2 separate regions of the Homo sapiens genome follow, and region 1 is linked to region 2. A link is a contact called in ENCODE Hi-C or POLR2A ChIA-PET data. All regions are on one chromosome and are shown on one strand. Each heading gives the region's core, a stretch centred on a gene start or an enhancer-like site at or near the end of the contact. The rest is flanking DNA. Distances are from core to core; before and after follow the strand shown.

The links. A loop is a pair of places that touch in the nucleus more often than their neighbours do. ChIA-PET counts read pairs that join two places held with the same protein, here RNA polymerase II (POLR2A). Pooled maps may share reads with other maps.
Region 1: a loop to region 2 is called in a map of dorsolateral prefrontal cortex, with 4 times the contacts of the local background. The contact joins the promoter of LOXHD1 here to the enhancer-like site in region 2. A Hi-C loop is called at or near these places in 2 of 168 maps with a recorded cell type or tissue (dorsolateral prefrontal cortex and posterior cingulate gyrus), 1 of 37 single-sample maps with no recorded cell type and 7 of 50 pooled maps. POLR2A ChIA-PET finds 5 or more read pairs at or near these places in 1 of 52 experiments (GM12878).

The regions. Positions count from the first base shown.
Region 1 is chr18:46,655,562-46,661,299 of GRCh38, forward strand. LOXHD1 (lipoxygenase homology PLAT domains 1) reads right to left here and starts at 1,659. Exons shown (of 41, transcript NM_001384474.1): 1 at 1,343-1,659. The coding sequence starts at 1,472. LOC105372096 (a long non-coding RNA gene) reads right to left here. Exons shown (of 3, transcript XR_935430.4): 3 at 4,639-5,336. RefSeq lists enhancers at 1,907-2,856, 2,667-2,716.
Region 2 is chr18:46,856,532-46,862,061 of GRCh38, forward strand. The region is part of intron 3 of PIAS2 (protein inhibitor of activated STAT 2); the gene reads right to left. Among named protein-coding and RNA genes, the nearest start is that of PIAS2, 58 kb to the right of the region's middle. RefSeq lists an enhancer at 3,157-3,226. Within about 2 kb of position 3,445, at least 2 of the 41 ENCODE cell types and tissues checked have a DNase peak (open chromatin) inside an H3K27ac peak, as active enhancers do; they include GM12878, where a contact is called at or near this core.

The DNA of each region.
Region 1 (5,738 bases), core at 409-2,908, 200 kb before region 2:
TGAGGCACATGTACTGTTAGAAGGTGGCGGATGCTTCCTTTTTCCTGGGCCCACTTCCTCCTACTACAGCCCCCCCTTCTACCCTTGGAGGTACCCAGGATTCTGTACCTGGAAAGGGGCCACAGCCTTCCTGATCTCAGCTGAGACTACCTCCTCTAAGCCCAGGACTGTGCAGGGGCTGAATGATGAGGACTAAAGACAAGTACAGCAAGGCCCCACCCTCACGGAGTTTAGGGTGACTGTGGCTGCAAGCCGGACACAGCTGGACAAGCTTTGCAGGAAACAATGGAACAATTATGAATTGGATGTAATCAGGGAACTCATGGTGGACTGGAATCAAGGAGGGCTTCATGGAAGAGATGGGATCAGAACTGGGCTTTCAGAGTGAGGACAGGAAGAGGGAGAAAGGGGAAGACAAACAAGGCCATGGGCAGGCACAGAGCACACATTCAATAAATACTTGCTGAATGAATGAATGAGTGAATGCATGGATGACTATGGCGCTTACGGGGACTGGTGAGCCACTTTGGAGTCAGCATTGAGAATTTAAATGGCTTCAGAGACTAGGCAGGCAGCACTGATGAGTAAACCAGACCTAGTATGAGATGACAGGGAGTGGTGGAGACTGTGATAAGCTGGACGTCCACAGCCTATTGGCATTCACAGAAAAAAGGATTTCAAAACGCTGGAAAGGAAAAAAACAACTTAAACTCTGCTGGCCAAAACCAGCTCTAGGGTCACAGTTCACTTCTTTGGTTTACCTGGCAAGGAGTTAGAGCAATTTCAAGCAGGTCTCATGTGGCCCAGGGAAAGATGAGACTAGAAGGACAAGGCCCTGGGGTCCAGAGCACCGGCCGCCTTCGACATATGGGATGGACATCTCCTTGCAAAGCCCCAGGCTCCCTGTCTCCATCAACCACAGTGGGCATAGGATGAGCTGTCAGGCTTCCTCCCCAAGACATCCTTTCATGACCCCAGCAGTTCAGGGCGCTCTGCCTGATGCAGACCACCTACTCGGGGACCAGACTGGAACGTGGCTTTGGGGATGTTCAGGAGCTGGAGAACATGGGGCCATGGGGGCACTGTGGCTCTAGTCTATTCTGTTCCACTGAGAATCGGGGGCTAAAGGCAAGTTGCTCCACCTGTCTGTACAACAGGGACCCCACCATCCCTGCATAATGCCTGCCTTCTTACTCCGAGGGGATATGGAACAGACACATGGGATAATCAGTGAGGAAGGGCTTGCTCCGAAATCTTAGAATGACTCCCCATAGACAGGAACAGACCCCTGCCCACCGCAGCCAGCTGCACCACCCGCCCCCCGCAGGCTGGGACCCCGCACCTCTGGCCTTGTAGTACTCGTGTTCCAGCTCCCCCTCGTCGTCCTCCGAGGCGTAGTTCAGCAGCTCCGCTTCGTACAGGGCCAGGAAGTCGATGTCCTTCTTCCTCCGCCTTTTCTTCTGGGGCATCATTCTGTCGGCTGCCTTCTCCCAGCGCTCGCAGGCTCACTGTGCCGCCTCCTCACACCTGCGGGAACCTGAGACCTCCTCCCTGAGCTCTGGCGCCCACGGCCCTCCTATAGCTCAGGCCTGGGTGGGCCAGAGTGCCCCGTTTTCTTGGCTTCCCCGTGCCCAAGGTGCTGTTCCCTCTGCCTTCTCTGGCTCCTGAGCTGAACCTCAGTGCCTTATCTCTGAACCTCCTGTCCCTGTCCCCTCCCACCACCCTCTGGTGAGCCACCTCCTCCTCCTCTGTACCTGCCCCGGGGCTTCTCTTTGGGCCTCATCACTTATTCATGGCGCTGAGGGCAGGCTGACTTCCTTCCTCTCTCCCCTCCCCACCAGCCCTCTCTCCTCCCTATGGAGAATCAGGTGACACGGAGCCCTTGAAGTCCATTTCCCACCTGGCCTCACAGCCAGGGGGTCACCTGGGATCCCTCCAGGCCACCCCAGGGACAGGTGAGGGCTCCTCACCCAGGAGATCTCCCAAGCCTTACAGCCCACACGGGACCCTCCTGAGGAAGGCGGGGCCCCGGAATCAGCCAGGCTCCCAGGACTCAAAGGCCCCCGTTTCTCTCCATTATTCATGACCTCTGATCGTCTTACGGAGCAGGCGGGGTTCTCGCTGGATCCTTCTCGTTCTCTCTCTCTGCTTCCATCTCATCAAGACTGCGGGCTTCCGGAAGTGGCCTCTGGGCACGAGGAAAGCTAGGGCACCAGAAAACTCTCCCCGCTCCCCCTGCCAGGTGAGCTTTATATGCACTAAAGTTTAAACATCATCGTAGCCGATGCCCTCCCAGGTGAACTCACTAACTAGATCAGCTCACCACCTGGACTCACGGGAGGGCATCAGCAAGCTCCTACCCCAGGGCGCACAGCCCGGGCTGCACACCAGAAGCCCCCAGAGAGGTGTTGAACGCTAATGCGTGGGTCCCATCCCCAAGGATTCTGATTTGCTTGGTTTGGGACGCAGCTTGGGCCCCAGTTTTTAAAGCTCCTGGTGACTTTCATGTGCAGCCATGTTGAGGGTCCCTGAATCGCTTCTCAGGTAACTTAGGTGTGCTAACAGGAGTCCTCTAGAAGCAACACGTGTGATTTTGTCCTCTAAGCCAAAATAGTGACTCTAAAGGGGAATTTCAGGTGGAGAGGAAGAGAGGATTTGGAGCGGACGCCTGAGGAGCAGTCGGCACTCACAGGCCTCCCCGGCAGCCTGGGGCAGCTTTGGTCCTGCCCTGCTCTTTGGAGCCATCCAAATCTTCCACTAGGGGGAGGCATCTCTAACCCCGAACGTTCCTACCCAGGAAAGATCAACCTCCCCTCTTCCCCTATTCAGCTGAGGGGCCGCCCTTGAAGCAGCTCAAAGTCCTCTGAGGACCAGGAGTGAAGTTTAATGGTGGGTGGCGCGCGCCCCCTTCTGGCAATATGTGGTTTACACACCTGGATTCTTCAGGAAGAGACCTTCCTTAAGGATCTCTAGGAATCTACTAAGAAAACTCATTTTACACGAGTACCCATTCAGGGAAAAGATAATAAAACGTTTCTTAGAATTTTTTTTGAGACGGAGTCTCCCTCTGTCGCCCAGGCTGGAGTGCAGTGGTGTGATCTCGGCTCACTGCAACCTCCGCCTCCCGGGTTCAAGTGATTCTCCTGCCTCAGCCTCCCGAGTAGCTGGGATTACAGGCATACGCCACCATGCCCAGCTAATTTTTGTATTTTTAGTAGAGACAGGGTTTCACCATGTTAGTCAGGCTGGTCTCGAACTCCTGACCTCGAGATCTGCCCACCTCGGTCTCACAAAGTGCTGGGATTACAGGCGTGAGCCACCGCGCCCGGCTGTTTCTTAGAACTTTAAAAGCTGAAATCAAAATATTTTTAGAGAATCCCATGGTACTGGAACACACTGGCTAGGAGGTCAGGGAAATAATTCTATATTATTTCTGTATTATTTCAAGGTTCTCCAGACAGACAGAACCACTAGGATATACAGATCAGTAGATATATGACAGGAGGCTTACTAGGGGCGTTGACTCATGGGATTATGGATGCCGAGAAGTCCCACAACAGGCAGTCTGCACGTTGGAGACGTAGGAAGGCTGGTAGTGTGGTGGGTCCAAGTCTGAAGGCCTGGGAACCTGGGAAACCCGTGGTGTAATTCTCAGTCTCAGGCCCAAAACCTGAGAACCTGGTGGTGAGCGGGTGATGGAGCAAGTCCCAGAGTCCAAAGACTGGAGAACCTAGAGTTCTGATGCCCAAGGACAGGAGAAGAAGGGTGTCCCAGCTCCAGGAGAGAGATAAAACATTCACCTTTCCTTTGCCTCTTTGTTCTGTCGGGGCCCCCAGCCGATTGCATGGTGCCCACCCACATTGAGGGCACAACCAGTCATGTTGACACCAAAAATTAACCCTCACAAATACCAAGAGTTCATAGGGACATGAGCAGCCAGAACTCTCATACTGCTAGTTGGAGTGTAAAATGGTGCAGCCACTTTGGAAAATAAAGCAAAGCAAATACTTCCCATGCAACCCAGAAATTCCACTCCTTGGTATTTACCTAAGATAAATGAAAAAGGATATCCACACAAGATCTGTATGTAAATATTCATAGAAGCTTTATTCATAACCAAAAACTGGACACAACTCAGGCATTCATCACCTGGCCAGTGGGTAAACAAACTGAGGTACATCTGTACAGGCAATAATACTCAACAATAGAAAGGAAGGGAGTCGGGAAACATGCTACAACATGGATGCCTCTGGAAAGCACTACGCTAAGTGCAGAAAAGCGGTCAGAAAAAATACATGCTGTGTGATTACATTGATGTAACATTCTCTAAAAGGTAAAACTATAGGATCAGAAAACAGGCCTGATGGGTGCAGTGGCTCACACCTGTGATCTCAGCACTTTGGAAAGCCAAGATAGGAGGATCGCTTGAGCCCAGGAGTTTGGGACTAGCAGTAACATAGGGAGATCCAGTCTCTACAAAAAATTTAAAACCTGGTGGCACAGACCTGTAGTCCCAGCTACTCAAGAGGCTGAGGCTGGAGGATCACTCGAGCCTGGGAGGTGGAGATTGCAATAAGCTGTAGTAAGCTGTGATTGTGCCATTGCACTCCAGCCTGGGCAACAGAGCAAAACCCTGTCTGAGAAAAAAAAAAAAAAAGAAGCCTATGGTTGCCAAGGGCTGGACTAGTGGGAGGGAATGGTCTGCAAGGAAGCATGAAGAGGCATTGCTTGGTCTCAGGAGCAGGACATGGGCTCCACCCTGTCTCTCTGAAGTGGCCTTATCTGCTGCCTTTCCATCTCCATGTGATGGCCTGTCTGGGTCACGCCTATGGTGCAGGCCTGGCTATTGACTCAACTCCCACCCCAGCTCCTTGGTGTGAGGATCCTGCACATAGCTGGCTGTGAACGGGTGCTCAGGGCATGCTTTGCAGACCCACTTCTCATCCCAGTGCAAGGTCTAGATTTGTGGAGAGGTAGGAGGAGGCCTCAGTAGGCATAGCACAAGGCCCTGAACTGTGCAGTGGTGGTGAGGAGTCCTAATTGATAAAGCTAAGATGTAGAGTCCCATCGGTTTCTTGTGTACTGATAAAAGCACAAAGGACAGACAGGGTGATTACTTGGGTGGGACCCCAAGCCTATGATAATAGGGAGAGGTTGTTCATCCAATGACCATTTGCATGTGCACAGACATGTCCAAATGTGCAAAATGATATCGTTGTGCCCGTCTCCTCCTTAGAGTACATTCTCTTGCTGCTGGATGGCGTTGGTCATATTCCTCTCCAGCTCAAAAACATTTGCTTACGCCCCACGGCAATTGAATTTTCTCAGCCAGAGTTCTGGATTAAAAGCAACAGAAACCAACAATGGCTAGTTTAAGTAGAAAAATTATTTTTTTAAGCTGATGGAAGGTGGATCTCAGAATGTCCCAGAGATCTACACTCTGGAAATGATGCCTAGAATCATGCTGGTCCAGAGAGGACCCGACTTCCACCAATGCTGGGCCTGGATGTACAGCGTGCACCACAAGCTTCAGCACTGGCTGTTGCTGCTAGAGCCACAGCAGCTGCCTGTTTGTGCCGCCCTCACCAGAATGGACTCTGCTGCCTTCTGCCATTCAGTCTGGGGCCGGAGCATCTGATTGGCTGAGCCTAAGTCATGTGCCCACAGCCTTGCTGGAAAGGAGGCTGGGAAAGAGAGTATTTGGCCTTTCCAACTGCTATGCTGGGAACTGTGCTCTT
Region 2 (5,530 bases), core at 2,195-4,694:
AAAATATATTTCATACTGAACCCTCCAAACTCTTGCCACGCAACATGGAGTCTACGGGGAAGCAGCACTTATTCCTTAGGAGCTTGTTGGAAATGCAGACTCTCAGGCCCCATCCTAGACCTATAGAATTAGAATCTGCATGTTAACAAGATCCTCAGGTGACATGTATACACATTACAGTTTTAAAAAGTATTGCCCTTAGCCATTGTCATAAATCTTGGACTCTGTCAGAGAGAAGATCACTAGAGTGTAGTCCTTTCTTGAGAAGACTGGAGTACACTGAGCCCCCATGGTGCTCTAACTGGGCCAGTCTACTCACCGTTCCCAATCCTCGAGCTCCACTGGAAGGCAGTAAAGCACAGCAGTGACAACCACCTTAAGTTCTACAGTCCCAAGCTGCACAACATTGTGCAAATCACTTAACCATTCTGTGCCTCAGTTTCTACATCTGTTAAAGATGGAAAATTACTGCACCAACCTCATCAAGTTGCTGTGACAATTAAACATGTTAACAACACATGTCAAGTGCCTAAATATAAGATGTGCTCAACACATGGGAGCAGCTGGCTGCTGTGACTGTTTCCACTGCTCCCACTGTTCTCCTTACCAAGAGCAGCCTTCTCAAATGGCTATTCAAAACATCCCCATATCCTTGACAATACTGACCTCTTCTGAGCAACCCATATCACTCCACTCATTCATATCAAGACACATTTCATATTCTGGGTGCTGGAGCTTCAAAGACAAATACAACACAGTATTTGCTTCAAAGGATTTATATGCTAAGTAGGTAACAGAAATACAACACCTAAAATAAAATATGGTAAGTGGTACAGTACATTATAAAAAGTAAGTGCTACAGAAAAAGGGAAAATTTTTGTCTTGAAAGTTCAAGGTCATTATCACAATTAGTCCAATCTAACTAGAAAACAGGGTTTTTACAGCAGTGGTTCTGCCTACTTCTGCTTAGTGGCTCCACTAGGAACATGAGTAACTGTGGGTATCTAGTGCAGTAATTCCCAGAAAAAAAGAAAGGACAGAGATACAGATCAGAAACTTGTTAGATGGGAAACACGATGTGAAGAAAGAGAAAAGACAAGACATGAGCCTAGAAAGATGGATGGGGGCATAAAGGGTTTTGAACAGCTCACTAAGGAGTTACACTTTATTCTGGCAAGGGAAATTAACAAAAACTGGGAAATACAATGTGCTAAATATCTTCACAAACATTATGAGTAATGACCAAGGCATCTTCTGACATTCATTTCTGCCAATCACTGTTCTAGGAAGTTTTACATACTGGTCCATCAGATACAAAAGAAGCATTTACCATATGCTAGGTACTGTAATGGGTTGTGAGGTGATAAAAATGAGTAGAAGAATGCTGCTTTCATTAAGAAGGTTGCAAATGCAAGCAGTGAAATAAATGCAATGATGCCTTAACAGAAAATAAGTACATGGCACAGTGAGAGACAAATGACACATTAAAGCAAATCTGGAAAGGCATCACAGGGGACGTATGAATTGAACTGGCCCTTGAAACATGACTCAAGAAGTTTGCCAGGCAGAGTACAGAGAAAAAAGGCGGCAAAGGTGCAAAGATGTGAACACCATAGTTAACCTAGGAAACACAAATGGGAAAGCCTAGTCAGAGTACAGGTTGTTAGAAAAGAGTAACAGGAGATAAGATTAAAAAAAAAAAAAAGCAGAGCAAGATGTTGAAAACAACTGCCAGGCAATGGAGTGTGGACTTTATGAGGTACCATTAGAGTGTGTTTAAAGCATCAAAGAGAAAAAACTGAATGGGCTTTAGAAAGATCATATGTAGGAGCTTTCTAATGGAAAGATCTCATAATTAGGAGACCATTACAATTGAAGAGGCAAAAAACAAGGGCTTGAAGCTGGGCGCAGTGGCTCACGCCTGTAATCCCAACATTTAGGAAGGCTGAGGTAGGTGGAGTTCAGGACCAGGCTGGGCAACACAGCAAGACCCCATCTATGCAAAAAATAGAAAAATCAGCCAGGCATGGTGGCACATGCCTATAGTCCCAGCTAGTCAGAAGGCTAAGGTGGGAGGATCAATTGAGCCCGGACATTAAAGGCTGCAGTGAGCCTTGATTGCGGCACTGTACTTTCAGCCTGGGTGACAGAGCAAGACCCTGGCTCAAAAAATAATAGTAATTTCAAATGAGGGCCTGAAAGCTATTAAACATAAATACCACTGAGTGATATTCACACATAAAAAATGGTAAGACTTGATGAATGACTAGATGTGAGAAGGCAGGATAAGGGAAGGGGAGTTTCTAGGAGGGTATCCAGGTTTTGGAATGCTGCAACTGAAGAGATGGCCATGCTACTCACCAGGACAAGAAGAGGCAGAGCAAGTTATAGCATCAATCTCCCAAACCACCCAGTGAGGTGGTGATCATTATTCCAATTTTGCATGCTGAGAAAGTGAGGTTTAGTCACCTGTCTAGGGGCATACGGACCTAAGTGGTTGGTTCAGAATTCACTTTATACTTAGTATTACTCTAAAGACCATACTAGCTCCCTCAAAGGTAGAGTTGCCTTGCTGAGTTTTAAATATTCAGAATGACATAAAAGAATCAATGAAGGGCCAGACGCGGTAGCTCACGCCCATAATCCCAGCACTTTGGGAGGCCGAAGCGGGTGGATCATGAGGTCAGGAGATCGAGACCATCCTGGCTAACATGGTGAAACCCTGTATCTACTAAAAATACAAAAAATTAGCCAGGCGTGGTGGTGGGTGCCTGTAGTCCCAGCTACTCAGGAGGCTGCGGCAGGAGAATGGCGTGAACTCGGGAGTCAGAGCTTGCAGTGAGCCAAGATCACGCCACTGCACTCCAGCCTGGGTGACAGAGCGAGACTCCGTCTCAAAAAAAAAAAAAAAAAAAAAAAAAGAATCAATGAAGTGCAGCAAACAGACAGGATGTGGTAAATGAAGAGTGGCCTATCACAAAGAGGCCTCTGTCAAGGCAGATTCCAATGCCATTAAGGAAACGAGTAATGCAGAAGGAAATATACTAAGCAAAAATCTCCTTGAGGCCAGTCTGTTTTTCAACTTCGCATCTTTGGTGCCTGGAATATTGTCTGGTCCATAGTAGACAGTTAATAAATGTGTGCTAAATGAATGAATAAAAGAACAAAAGATAAGCAGGTTTGATGGAAGGCAAGCTCAATTTTAGATGTGTTGTGCTTGATGCCCTTGTAGGTCAAAGGAGAGGCACTGAAAAAGGTGTCTAGAGGGAGGTGTTGGTAATTTTGCAGCCACCCATATAAAAATAACAAAGCACATTAATGAATATTATCATAGAGTAGCAAGAAGAGAATCCCAGATTGATCCCTTAAAATGGGTACAAGAAGTCAGTGTGAGGAACTGAGAGCATGGTTAAAAATATACTAGTACCAAATGGAAGGAGCAGCGCTAAAGCCAAAAAGAGAACTGAATCCAATGTTCAATCTTCACAAGATGTAACAGAAAGAACAAAAAAACCTGGACAAGAATGTATTCAAGCGTCTAGTCTAGATCTTACTACCACTACAGGCAAAGGGGAGGGAGCTAGAAACACAGCTGTGGTTCTCAAGTTGGCTGCATACCAGAAACCTGGGAAACTTTAAAAACCACTCATGTTTGGGTTCAATCCTGAGATTCTAATTTAACTGATGTGGGATAAAACCTGAGTATGAGAATTTCCTAAATCTCCCCAGCTGATGCTAATATGCAGCAAAGTTTGAGAAACATGGGGAGAGAAGTAGTTAAATGACACAAGAAGCAATCATCCGAATCCAGAATGTACAATATGCTAGATCAAATAGATCACTTTTTTTGGAAAGTAGTGTTACAAAATAAAGCCTAATGAGAGAAACCAGGGCTCCCTGGAGAACTGATCAATTCCACAGTTGCAGCAGAGAAAATACAAGATAAGCCTTCAGCATTTTTGTTGCAAGAAATTAAAGAGCGCTCAAAGTGGGTTTCAGGGAGAGAGGTATATCAAAAGGGCATAGGAGCCAACCTGAAAGAACTTCTAATAGCCAAAGATAGAACAATTTGAGCATATCAATTACTGTAACACTGGAATATAACTCATAGAGCACCCATGAGTCCACACTGTTATAAACGAATAAACGGGCTGGGAATGCTGGCTCACATCTGTAAAGCCATACCTGTAAACCCAATAGTTTGGGGGACAAAGGAGGGAAGATCACTTGAGCACAGGTGTCTGAGACTAGCCGAGGCAATACTGTGAGACCCCATCTCTATAAAAAACATAAAAATTAGCCAGGTGTGGTGTTGTACACCTGTAGTCCTAGCTTCTTGTGGGGCTGAGATGGGAGGATCATTTGACCCCAGGTGGTCAAGGCTGCAACAAGCCATGATCACCACCACTGCACTCCAGCCTGGGCAACAGAGCAAGACCTTCTCTCAAAAATAAAATAAAATAAAAGGCCGGGTGTGGTGGCTCACACCTGTAATCCCAACACTTTGGGAGGCCGAGGCAGGCGGATCACCTGAGGTCAAGAGTTCAAGACCAGCCTGACCAACATGGTGAAACCCTTTCTCTACTAAAAATACAAAAATTAGCCAGGCATGGTGAAGAATCGCTTGAACCTGGGAGGCAGAGGTTACAGTGAGCCGAGATTGTGCCACTGCACTCCAACCTGGGCGACGGAGTGAGACTTTGTCTCAAAAAATAAACAAACAAAATGAATGAATGAAAGAAAGAAAAGAAAAGGAGACAGCTCCTCCTTGTAAAAATAAAATAATCTCAATGTAAAAAAGATTAAGGACAACAGAACACAAGAATGTTTTTGCTAAAGTAACCACTAAAGCCAAGATTCACGAGTGAACACTGAATTAATCTGCAAAAGTTTGAGGAAAAACAGAATACTAGGTGCCTAGTTGCAAAGTTATCTTTGCAAAATATTTATCAACAAAGGAACAAACAGTAACTTTACAGTGCAGATACCTGGCAGCTAGTATCAGCCAAGTGATCAAGGTTAACATCACCAAAAATAAGATATCAATATTATGTTGCCTGATATGGTACCCTGAGAAGGGCACATAACTTGAGGTATTCTTGCCAAAAATGCACAACCTCCATCTAATCATGGTAAAACATCAGCCGTACCCCCAAATCAGAAAGAGTCTACAAAACACCTGATCAGTACTCTTCAAAGTGTCACGCTGTGAAAGACAAAAAACAAACAAACAAAAACTAAGAAACTGTAACAGATTGAAGCAGAGTAGGATGACTCAACAATTAAATGTGATTTGGGATTGTATCTAGGAACAGAAGACGTTTATTGACCAAAAAACTGGTGAAATCTGAATAAAGTCTGTAGTTAATAGTACTGTACCAATGTTGATTTCATGGTTTTGATCATTGTACTATGGTGATATAAGATTTAATATTAAAGGAAACAGGGATAAAGAATATATGTATTATTTCTATAATTTTTATCTAAATAAAAATTACTACAAAATATAAAGTTTTTATGCCGGGCATGG